Regions from separate parts of the Homo sapiens genome. Here all the other regions are linked to region 2. A link is a contact called in ENCODE Hi-C or POLR2A ChIA-PET data. All regions are on one chromosome and are shown on one strand. The core of a region is the stretch at or near the end of the contact, and the rest is flanking DNA. Distances in the headings are between cores, read along the strand shown. Region 1 holds the start of MEX3B (mex-3 RNA binding family member B). Region 2 holds the start of TMED3 (transmembrane p24 trafficking protein 3). Region 3 holds the start of TMC3-AS1 (TMC3 antisense RNA 1).

The links. A loop is a pair of places that touch in the nucleus more often than their neighbours do. ChIA-PET counts read pairs that join two places held with the same protein, here RNA polymerase II (POLR2A). Pooled maps may share reads with other maps.
Region 1: a map of CD8-positive, alpha-beta T cell shows a loop between it and region 2 (15-fold over the local background). The contact joins the promoter of MEX3B here to the promoter of TMED3 in region 2. A Hi-C loop is called at or near these places in 2 of 168 maps with a recorded cell type or tissue (CD8-positive, alpha-beta T cell and naive thymus-derived CD4-positive, alpha-beta T cell), 1 of 37 single-sample maps with no recorded cell type and 10 of 50 pooled maps. POLR2A ChIA-PET finds 5 or more read pairs at or near these places in 1 of 52 experiments (GM12878).
Region 3: a pooled map shows a loop between it and region 2 (5-fold over the local background). The contact joins the promoter of TMC3-AS1 here to the promoter of TMED3 in region 2. A Hi-C loop is called at or near these places in 4 of 50 pooled maps.

What each region holds. Positions count from the first base shown.
Region 1 is chr15:82,044,675-82,048,482 of GRCh38, reverse strand. It overlaps MEX3B (mex-3 RNA binding family member B), which reads left to right and starts at 2,465. Exons shown (of 2, transcript NM_032246.6): 1 at 2,465-3,033. The coding sequence starts at 2,778. RefSeq lists silencers at 1,216-1,535, 2,386-2,685 and an enhancer at 1,216-2,162.
Region 2 is chr15:79,309,420-79,312,977 of GRCh38, reverse strand. TMED3 (transmembrane p24 trafficking protein 3) reads right to left here and starts at 1,866. Exons shown (of 3, transcript NM_007364.4): 1 at 1,561-1,866. The coding sequence starts at 1,728. RefSeq lists silencers at 1,693-1,762, 1,973-2,022.
Region 3 is chr15:81,321,898-81,325,857 of GRCh38, reverse strand. It overlaps TMC3-AS1 (TMC3 antisense RNA 1), which reads right to left and starts at 1,525. Exons shown (of 7, transcript NR_120365.1): 1 at 1,297-1,525. STARD5 (StAR related lipid transfer domain containing 5) reads left to right here and starts at 1,717. Exons shown (of 6, transcript NM_181900.3): 1 at 1,717-1,857; 2 at 2,910-2,959; 3 at 3,318-3,450. The coding sequence starts at 1,759. RefSeq lists a silencer at 1,176-1,225.

The sequences.
Region 1 (3,808 bases), core at 1,216-3,715, 2.7 Mb before region 2:
TCCCTAGCAGAAGCAACCTCTCCCTACACCCCATTATCCGTGCACAGCTCCTTATCAGCGGAGGAACAACTTTACTGTCACCATATTTTCTACTTGGAAAAAAAAAAGAAACCTCAGCAGGCCCAATCCGAAGGCTATGAAATTTCAAAGAAACAGAGCTAAGAGGCGAGAAACTAGCCCTTTGTGTTAAAAAGATGGAAATGCTCCAAGCGCCTTTCCAGTCTGCTTTCTGTTTACAGGCCTTGCGTGAGCGCGGGAGGCTGGGCCTCATCTCTGGCTCTCCCCAGCCAGGACCCCTTACTCAAAACCCTCCATCTCGGCAAGAACCCTCATTCCCAAGTTAGTTGGATTCCAAGTCCATAAACCGGGTCAAAAGAATACAGTAATTTCCTACTGGAGCTCTAAGTGGTGGTTTTCACGGAGGACTCGGCACCATCCTCCCACCTGCCTCCTCCCATCGAACATTCCTTTTTAAGAAAAACACACACCAGGCTCCGGGAAGCTGACGTAAACATCCTGAGGAAATAACCACTGTAAGTGGCTTCTAAACCCATTTCCCCAAGGAAATAATCAGCACCTCTTTCCCAAGACAGCTCCAGGTAAGCAAGCGGTGAAGGGAGCTGCACCACCGCGTTCTCAAAAGTAAAGGCGCTTGCGGAACTGTCTACTGATTTGTAAGCGCGCGCCCATCCACTGTCGCATTTAATCTTCCGAACGACCCACGAGGTGGTAAAGGCGGGGATTATTTTCTTCATTTTACGGGTGAGAAACCGAGGCCCACAGCGCTCGTTCCTGTAGCCGGGGTCAGGCAGGGCACACCTAGGGGAGCCTCTGCCTTCGAGCCCCGGGACCGCCCCGCGGCACCACGAGATCTCCCCAGTCAGCCCGTGTGCGGCTGCGGCCGCATGGCCTCATTGTTTTGGGAAGACGTCCCTCTGTGAGGATCTTGGGCGACTCTATGAACCGCGGGCCCAGCCGCTCTGCGGAACGATCCGCAGCGGGACGCAAAGGGCGCGGCGAGCCCGGCGGCTCCCGGAACAAAGGACAGCAGAGCGCGCGGGGCCCGAAGGGGCGTCCGCCCTAGTGGGCGGCGGAGGGGGATGCGCGCGGAGAGGACCAGCGCGCACCGCCCCGGCCCGCCCCTCAAATCCTCCTTCCTTCTCTCTCGCACTCGGAGACGGTCCCTGGGAGATCCGGGAGGGGGCGCAGCTCGCCGTCCTCGCCGGCAAGTGCCGTCGCAACCTCCCTCTGCCGCCACCCCCACCCCGAGAAGCGCACAAAGAGCGGCCGGGCAGGGAGCGCTCACCTCCCGTCGGGGCGGGGCCGCGGGCGGGGCCGGCGCGCGCTCCGCAGCGCCCGCCTTAAAGGGCCCGCCCGCTCCTCGCGCGCACTGCGCATGCTCGGCCGCGGGGCACGGAGGGGAGGGATGGGAACAGCGGGCGCGCACGCCCGCGCCGCCCGCTGGCGCTGTGGCCTGCGTCCCCGCGGTGGCGGCGCGGCGCTCGTGCGCGTGTCAGAACCCGCAGGGTCTCGGCCCGGGCGCCGGGCGTGTGCTGGACACTGGTGCCATGCATTCCAGAGGTCGCCAGCGGCCGGGCGGGCCGAGCTCGCGCGGCAGCCAGCTTTTAGCTTTCCCATCCTCAGTTTCAGGGCCAGTTGGGCGAAGTGCTGCCCAAGGAGACAGAAATGCAGGCGCGGGCGCGCGCGCGCGCGGTTGCCAGTGTGGGCGGGCGTGTGCTTTTGTGTCTCGTGCGCTCCCGCGCAGGTGGACAACCCGCGCCGGGAGTCACTCTGCCCGTGCGCCCCAAGACCTGGAGTCCCGTTTTCCGTGTCGGAGGGCTCGGGTCGCCCTTTTGGGCGGACTACAGACTCTTCTCACAGAGGAAGCTTTGGCTCCACGGATGGTTTATTTGGAGCCACTAACGGGACTTCCTGAGGACCGCTCTTTTAGAGCCCGGCTCCAGGCATCAGAGTTGGGCGCGTTTTCTTTTCTCAGTCAGGCGAGGGAGGAGACTTAGGGACAATGATTGTCCTCGGCTGATAGGTACATCCAAGTGTCCCGAGCCTGCCAGTCCCGCATTAGACAACAAAGAGAGGCGTTAGCGGCGGCGGGGGAGGGGCGCGGCCGGGAGGAGGACGGGGCGGGCTGCGGCGAGCGCGGGGGTGGGGGGTGGCGCTCTCTCTCCGCTCGCTCAACCCGCGGCCTCCTCCCGCCCCCGGCCTGGCGCGCGCCAATCGCCTCCCCCAGCGATAGTGTCAGTAGCATTGTGGTGTCAGCTCCCGCCTGTGACGTTGCGCCTCCCTCGTCCCCCTCCGGAGTCGTCTGGCTGCAGAGGCTCAGTCAAGAGGCGGGGAGGAGAGGAGGAAAAAGCGCTGAGTGAGGGCGGGCGGGCGGGCGGGAGGGAGGGAGTGGAGGAGCCGGGGAGGGGCTCCTTAAAGAAACGCTTCTGTCGCTCGCCTGCTCGCTTTTCGCTCGGCATTGCGGCCAGCCAGCCGGGCACTCGGGGGGCACGCGCGGCCACCGCTAGAGCTCTGCCCCCACCCCACCCGCCAGCAGGTCTGGGGTGGGGACCCAGGTGGGGGCTCCTGCAGCCACTGCCCGGTGCGGACCGCACGGAGCGACCCACTCCTCCCAGCACCGAGGAAGAAGCAACGGAGCCCTCAGCAGGCGACCGGCCTCCCCGCCCCTGACCACCCGCTTCCCGGCTGCCTTTGTGGCCGCAGCTTCTCGCCGCCGAGCCGAGGGCCGGCGGGGGCGCGGCGCGCACGGCCGAGCGATGCCCAGCTCGCTGTTCGCAGACCTGGAGCGCAACGGCAGCGGCGGCGGCGGCGGCGGCAGCAGCGGAGGGGGAGAGACCCTGGATGACCAAAGAGCCCTGCAGCTCGCGCTCGACCAGCTCTCCCTGCTGGGGCTGGACAGTGACGAGGGCGCCTCTCTGTACGACAGCGAGCCGCGCAAGAAGAGCGTGAACATGACCGAGTGCGTGCCAGTACCCAGTTCTGAGCATGTCGCCGAGATCGTGGGGCGGCAAGGTAGGTCGAGGAGGGATGGGGAGGTGGGTGGGGGTGGTGTAGGGTCTCAGGCCACTGCCTCGAGGGGAAGGCGTGTTCAGTATCGGGATCCGCGGCGTGGGGTGCCTTGGGGAGAGAGGAAGAGCCGCGCGATGGGCCGGCGCCCCAGACAAAGAAAGTGCAGGCAGGCTGTCTCCCGGAGCCGCGCCGCTGCCCTGGCGGGATGCACTTTCTTCTGCTAAAATCACTGCCTTCTCCCCTAACGCCCCCCAACCAGCCCACCTCCAGAAAGACAATTTAAATGTAAGATGCTTGGGGGAGGGGGCCTTTGATCAGTCCTTTGGGAGGAGGAAGGAGGAGGAGTGAGCATAGGATGGGAGGAGGATTCTGGATTTCTGCAAAGCGGAATGGAGCCCAGAGGAGGAACAATGGGTCCCGGGACTCACACCCCACCCCCTACCCCCAGTCGACCAGCGCTGAGGCATCGCGACTTCAGCTGCCTTCCCCGAGCCCCTTCCCCGTGTCTTCAGAGCTGACGGCGCGCCCAGCTGGATCCCAGCGGCATCTCCCCAGATGACTTTTCTGGGATTCTCGGGTTTGGTTCGGGACGACTGCAGTCACTGGGGGAGGGCCAGGCAGCCAATGGGCTGTTCCTCGAGCGCCTCGCGGGTGGGATCCGCTGCCCAGCCCGTGGCGCGGCCCGAGGTCAGTGAGGGAGACGCCCCCTTTCCGCCCATCTCTTGTCCTGCCGTCTCGCTGTCCTGGACGCGGGCTGTCCCCGGTCCCCGCGGTTACC
Region 2 (3,558 bases), core at 617-3,116:
GCAAACTAACCCCCTGGGGTTGCAGTGGAGATGTGGGATCTGATTTGGGGGCCACCCTAGAGCATGCATGCTGCACCTCCTGCTTCTCCGTTCCAATAACAGACAGGTGTTCCCCCTCCCCCCACCAGCAAGGGTCATTCTTGGCTTGCTGAATGGGTCAAGTAGCTATTAACAATATATTATTAATGACTGAATGCAAGGAGAAGAAAAATATTGATCGAAGTATTCATGGAATTTCTGAGTGTCAGCGGTGGAAGAGTCTTTGGGAATCATTTAGTTCAAACTCTCCTTGTAACATAAGAAAAATAAGACCCACATAAAGCAAAATCTCACAGGTAGGCAATGGCTATAACCAAGATCCATCAAAGGACACGGTCAATGGCCTCCATCTGCTTCCAAATTTAAATGGCCTCTTTGTCCGGACAAAAGTTACTAGTCCTGCTCAGCAAGCTTTGCAAAAAGCAGTGAGTATCCTGTTGCTAAGTGTGTTTAAACCCAGGCTGGACACACTTTGACAAGGGATTTCCGCCCTGGCAGTGACCAGATGACATCTGAGGTCCCTGCAACCACAGAATTATCATTCTTTTTGTCATTGCACCTAGGTTGCCCATGTTAACCCAGTCACAATTTGCATGTTGTCCACAAAGACCTGAAAGTGGACAAATCAGTGACTGAGACTACCACATAGAAGTTGTCTCCAAGCGCAAGCTTCCTTCAGTGCCTCTAACCACAGAGGAACTGGTCAAATAGCTTGCCCCCATTCCTGCTGCCCGTGGCCCCTCATTTCTGAAGTGCCTATCAGCATGCGTCCACAAGCAGATAGCTGTCTGAGTATGATGCCCACTTGGCCCCCAACCCTAGACCTGCTCACTAAATATCGGGGCAGACTACTCACTCAAGACCTGCTCCTGTCACCTGTGGGCCACGGGATCTCTCAAAGGAGACAGGAATACAGGAACTGAGCTTTTCTAAGCCATATGGCAAGAGCCAAGTCTTGCAGCCACACCGCTCCTTGTAAACACCGCCAGGCCTCAATGGCTGCACTGATCCCTCCTTTCCAAAGTGCCCATTCTCACTTCTGCTGCCCTCACCTCACTCCAACTTTAAACGCTGGAGAGGGGAGGAATAAACTAAAACTATGAGCCCACTTCCTCTTGCTGCCATTTTTCAGTACTCGAAGGCACAAGGTGGTCTAAGAGACTGGGGTTAGAGAGCCTGTGTCCAGCCGATCAGAACTGCCGTTGGTTAGTGTCTCGGGGGCCTGCGGATATCTCTTTGGCCAGCTCCCCAGGCTGCGGGATCCGCCCTGGCGTCCCCATCCCGGGCTCGCACCTGCGGCGCTGACTACCTCCTCGCTGGCCAGGCTCGTCTCGGGTGGGCCCTGATGACCCAAACCTTCCTCCTCACGGGGAAGTCAACTGGTCTCCGGGGACTCCCACCCCATGCAGCCTCCCTGTAGCCTGTGGCTAATTCGAGCGCCTCCAGTCAGGGGCTAGCCAGTGTCCAGGTGAGACCTGGGAGTGGAGGGAGAAGGGAGCGCTGCCGGGCGCCCGGCCTCACCTGGTAATCCAGGGAGAACTTCACGCCCTGCTCCACCTCCTCGTGGAAGCACTGCTTGGCGTTGTCCGGCAGCTCGAAGGTGAGCTCGGCCCCGCAGGGCTGCTCGGCCCGGCGCAGGAGCAGCAGCAGAAGCAGCACGGAGGCGGAGCGCGGGACAGTGCTGCCCATGATGCTCTCGGTCCCGTCTCGAGGGCCGCGGCTCGGGCGCTGCGCCCCCGGCGGGCTGGGGCGACGACTACCGACCGGGTCCTAGGAGGATGTAAGGGGATAGACGTGGCACCAGCGGAGCTCTGCGCTTCCGGGAGGGCCGGCGGCTCAGTGCGCAGCCGCGCGCTCAAAGTGGGCCCGGGCACCTTCCGCCCGCTGCGCGTGCGCGCTGGCCGCGCTGCGCCAGGGGACACGCCCCCCCCACCCCCCCGCAACGCCTCTCCCGGCTCGGAGGGTGGGTCTCCGCGGAGGGGAGGTGGGGCTCCACCTAGCGCGCCCCTACCCAGAAGAGGGAGAAGCCCTCCCCGCTGTTCTGCGCGCTCCCGGACCCGCAGGGCTGAGCATCCCCCCAGGTCGACCCAGGTCCACCCTCCAGCTGCTGCAGCACGAAGCACGTGGGATTTTACTCCCTCTATAAGGCTCCGCTTTTGACAGGCTCTGTAACTTCAGTCTCACACTTCCCTCGAGAACCAGTCTCCTTGTCTTGAAATGGGTGTGCCCAAACCTAACATCCACAGTAGTTAGGGAGCTAGGTGAAAGATAAGGGAACGCTGGGAACCCGATTAACACTCCTTTCTTCATTCCCATACCCTTCCCAAGGTGAAAGAGTGTGCGAAGGGGGTGGGGAGTGGGGAGAGTAAGTAAAGACCCATCATTACACCTGCTCTGGGAAAAACACGAGCGTGCTCACACACAAACGATCTCATGAAAATCCAAGTAAAGTCTCGCAGCGACTTCAGGTATATTTTGGCTGTCAGGCTCGTTGAAAATTCTTTTTGCACAAAACTGTCATTTTTGCACTTTGACTTCTTAAAAGCTCTGAAAGCAGATAAATTGGTTTACTGTCTTACCCATGACCACTGACTTAAGATTCTTTTGTATAATCGTAACTATAGGTATAGTTTTATATTCACTGTGATCCAATAAACAAAGAGAAAAGACGTAGATTGTGATGTCGATACTCAATAAATAACTTATTCAGGAGAGCATTACTAGACGTGGTATATCTTGACTTCAGGAAAGAATGTTACTGCCCATATAGATTTCCGCTGGCCACATTCACTATGGATGAACACGCTAATGTGTGAAAGCAATCTGTAGGCTTGGAAATAACATGCATGCATAACATAGTTAATAATATTGACTGGCTCAGTGACAGGCATGGAAGAGGTGTTTAGTAGTGTCCCTTAAGCTTCCTTCCCTGGCACGGTCCTATTTCACGTTTTTTTTTTTTTTAGGAACTGATAGAAAACATGGAAGTAATAATCATCTGATCTAGATGAACTAAGTGGAGAAATAAATGACAGATATAAAACCACAATTGGCCGGGAGTGGTGGCTCACGCCTGTAATCCCAGCACTTTGGGAGGCTGAGGCGGGTGGATCACGAGGTCAAGAGATCGAGATCATCCTGGCCAATGTGGTGAAACCCCTTCTCGACTAAAAATACAAAAATTAGCTGGGGGTGGTGGTGCGTGCCTGTAGTCCCAGCTACTCGGGAGGCTGAGGCAGGGAGGCAGGGGTATTGCTTGAACCTGGGAGGTGGAGTTTGCAACCTGGCGACAGAGCAAGACTGCGTCTCAAAAAAACAAAACAAACAAACAAAAAAAAAACACGATTGCCCTGGCACAGGTGGAGTGCTCTGCTAAGACTAACAAAAAGAAATTTCGGGCTGGGCACCATAGCTCATGCCTGTATCCCAGTATTTGGGGAGGCTGAGGCAGGAGGATTGTTTGAAGCCAGGAGTTCGAATCTAGCCTGGGCAACATAGTGAAACCTCGTTTCTACAAAA
Region 3 (3,960 bases), core at 276-2,775, 2.0 Mb before region 2:
GTCTGAAAATTGCTTAATGATTTGTATGAGCCCTTGGTTCGATAAGAAAACTTATGTGTTAAAGTGTGTCCCGATTTTTTTCTCATATTATCTAACTTTTTATGAAATTTTGATGTGCTTAATTTTTTAATGGGATTAATTTACTAGTCTTTTCTTTTATGGGTCCTAAGAGTATTTACATGCGTTACTTCCCTCTCTCTTCACAAGGGCATAGGGAACATTTATTTGTTTGTTTGTTTATTTTTATTACTTTTTGAGACAGGATCTTGCTCTGCAGCCCAGGCTGGAGTGCAGTGGCGCGATCACGGTTCACTGCTGCCTCTGCCTCCCGGGTTGAAGCGATCCTCCCACCTCAGCCCCCCCAAGTAGCTGGGATTACAGCCCCGCGCCACCATGCCCGGCTAATTTTTGAATTTTTAGTAGAGACGGAGTCTCGCCATGCTGCTCAGGCTGGTCTCGAACTCCTAGGTTCAAGTGATCTCCTGCCTCAGCCTCCCAAAGTGCTGGGATTACAGGCGTGAGCCACCGGACCCCGCCAGGAACATTTATGATGTATCCCATTTCACCTTGGAGTAAACTGAAGCTCAAAGAATAATGAGTGAAACTGGGTTTAGATCTTGAGCTCCCTAATTCCCCATCCAGGTCTTCTTCACAGCCTGGCTGCCCTTCACATCTTCCAAAAAGGTCTTTCAAGTTGTCAATTTGTTTACACTACTCTTCCAAACATTTATATCGAAAGTTTAAAGGAAACAATAAGTACATAAAAAAGAAAGATAAGAAATAGACCTCAGTATTAACCTTTTCAAATATTTAGTTGGTGATAGCGCAGAAGAGGGGAAACCGAGGCTGTCCTTGCCATTCACGCTGTGAAGATGCGACCCTGGCTCACTCCCCGCAGCTCCAGGGCAGCTGGAAGCAGAGAACTCCCATATCTCTAATAAAGCCGGGCCTCTCGCAGATGTCAGCGCATTGCATTGACTCCTGGACACCTGCACTAAAGGCCCTTCAGGCACCTCCAACTAAATATGCCCAGAACTGAACTCACCCTATCTCTTCTCCATCTCAGGTAAGCTGCCAGGTGGCCAAGGCTGGGAGTCATGATGCTTTCTCCTTCTGAACATCCACAATCGGGGGCAGAGACCTTCACCTTCCATCTCCTAAACACTCTACGATGGGTCCTCTTCTCTTCACCCCCACTCCCCGCACCCCTGCCACACACCTCTCCCACCATTGCACGCGCCCAGTCTCCACGCGCATTTCCTCTCCCACCCTGCAGCAGCCGCCCTAGCATATTACCTCTAATGCAAATCGCACCACTGTCCCGCAGGCTGAAAGCCTCGGTGCACTCAGGACAAGAGTCCACGCTTCTTAAACAAACGGTCGACGTTGTCCGCGACCTGGCCCGGCCCAACGGGTCAGACCGTCATTGGCCATCTCACAGTCCCGGCGCTCCAGAGCCCCTCCCACAGCGGGACATGAAGGAGGCGGATACGGCTGGACCTTACCCGGCCCGCCCAAGGCGTCCGGGACCCGCCCAGGCGCTGACGCTAACTGGAGAGCCTGGCCCCGCGGTCTCCTTGTCCTGCCAATCTCCGGGAGGCGGGATCCGTCTGAGGGCCTGGACCAATTCGGGAGCGGGGGCGCGGAAAGAGGCGGGGCTACGAGCTCCTCCCAGAGCTCCAGCCTCCAGGCACCCGGGATCCAGCGCCGCCGCTCATAACACCCGCGACCCCGCAGCTAAGCGCAGCTCCCGACGCAATGGACCCGGCGCTGGCAGCCCAGATGAGCGAGGCTGTGGCCGAGAAGATGCTCCAGTACCGGCGGGACACAGCAGGCTGGAAGATTTGCCGGGAAGGCGTGAGTGAGGAGCTGGGCGGGAAGGGGTCGCGGAGACGGCTTCGTGGAGCCCGGGTCCCCAGAAGCCCCCAAGCGCCTCCTCTCCCCGTTGTTTTCTGCTCCCCAATCCCCTGGACCCGATTGAGAGGGATTCCAATGGGGATTGTTTTCTTCTTTAAAAAAAAGATTGGGCCTGTTATGCTCACAATGACTTCAGGTGGTAAGTATCTGTTCCTTTCACTCAGTGACTTGCCCAAGGTCACCTGGCTGTTGAATGCTGTTTAGGACTGGATGTTTCTGTGACAGTGGTAAAAGTAAATAAATTGCATTTAAGGGGTAAGCAGGTGTTTAAAAACAAAACAAAATGAAAGAATGTGGTCGCAGCTAAGGAGGTTTTTACATGTTGTTTAAATCCAGTAAAGTCTGATCCAGCATCTGATGCATACTAAGGTTTTCTTCTGTGTTCATTACAGCATGAACCCCTCTCTTTGTCGTTGCCAGAGGGTAGCATGGGAGTAGTTTTGCTTGACCCTTCTGACTTTTCATTACAGCATGAACCCCTCTCTTTGTCGTTGCCAGAGGGTAACATGGGAGTAGTTTTGCTTGACCCTTCTGACTTTTCATTACAGCATGAACCCCTCTCTTTGTCGTTGCCAGAGGGTAGCATGGGAGTAGTTTTGCTTGACCCTTCTGACTTTTCATTACAGCATGAACCCCTCTCTTTGTCGTTGCCAGAGGGTAGCATGGGAGTAGTTTTGCTTGACCCTTCTGACTTTTCATTAAGTAGCCCTGGGTTGCTCAAGGAAACAGAATGCCTGGTGGCTTTTAAGATAATTTTAAAAACCACCCACGGCTCTTGGAGTCAGCCAGTTAAGATCTTTTTCTTCATCACATTCTGCTGTGGGGACAGCTTTGCCCAAGACTAGTCCCAGCTTTTCCACGTATGGGTTGCACAGCCTTGGAGAGTCGTATCTCTTGAGGCCTCTTACCCCTCTTCTGTAGAACAGGGGATTAAGCCAGGTGACCAGAGCCCTTCTAGCTCTAAAATTCTGTGGTTCTGTGCCTTTTGACAGAATGGAGTTTCAGTTTCCTGGAGGCCATCTGTGGAGTTTCCAGGGAACCTGTAAGTGCATGCCTCGTTCAAAGATTACCAGAGGTGCCGCACCCTTCCTGGTATCTTTATGGGCCTGCCTCCTAAAATATTCAAATCAACCCTATAACCTGTGATCACTTGTCCTCCAGAAAAGCCTTACTGTTTTTAATGAAATCATTTCCAGCAAACTGTATTCTTGTGAAAGCTTACTGTCCATTTCTGCAGGCCTGAAGGGAGGCGGGGCTAGTGACTTTCAGCCCCTTCTCTGCAAGTCTGTCCTAAAGAGTAGTGACAGACATGGCATGGTCCACCTTCTAGTCCTTAGATACAATCTCAAGATAACAAGTTTGATTGATGCGTTGGGGTCAAATTCCTTTTCGTGCTCCAGGTACCGAGGAGAAGGCATTGTATATGGGACACTAGAGGAGGTGTGGGACTGTGTGAAGCCAGCTGTTGGAGGCCTACGAGTGAAGTGGGATGAGAATGTGACCGGTTTTGAAATTATCCAAAGCATCACTGACGTAAGTCTTTCCAAGCATGTTATCTCTAGATAGTGTCTGGGCCAGGCTATAGTAACCCCCTCCCATTTCTTCTGGAAGGGGTCCGTGATACCTTTTGTTAAGGGGGTGTGTCCTGCAAGCACAGGCTGCCCACTGCTTGCAGCATTGGAGGCCTGCCTCAGCCCAGTTTCCCGGTGGGAAACCTCATGACTCAGAGAGGGAGAGAAGCCCCAAACAGAGTCTCTGCGGGGAGCATACCTGTTCCTTGTGTGGGGCTGCTGCACTAGGCAACACAGGATCCTCAGCCCCTGGCACCCACTTCCCTGAAGCCTGGGCCAGTAGCAGCTCCACGTACCTGCATGACCCCAGTTACCCTCTGGTATGAGGGTCTTCACGCTTTTTGCTTACATGCATCCAACAGATTTTTGAGAAATTATGCATCATCCTCACACATCCAGTTGATGTCTATTAATAACATTTAGTTTACAACTAAATTTTCATAAGTTGCAAAGCATGTCATTTTTGACATGT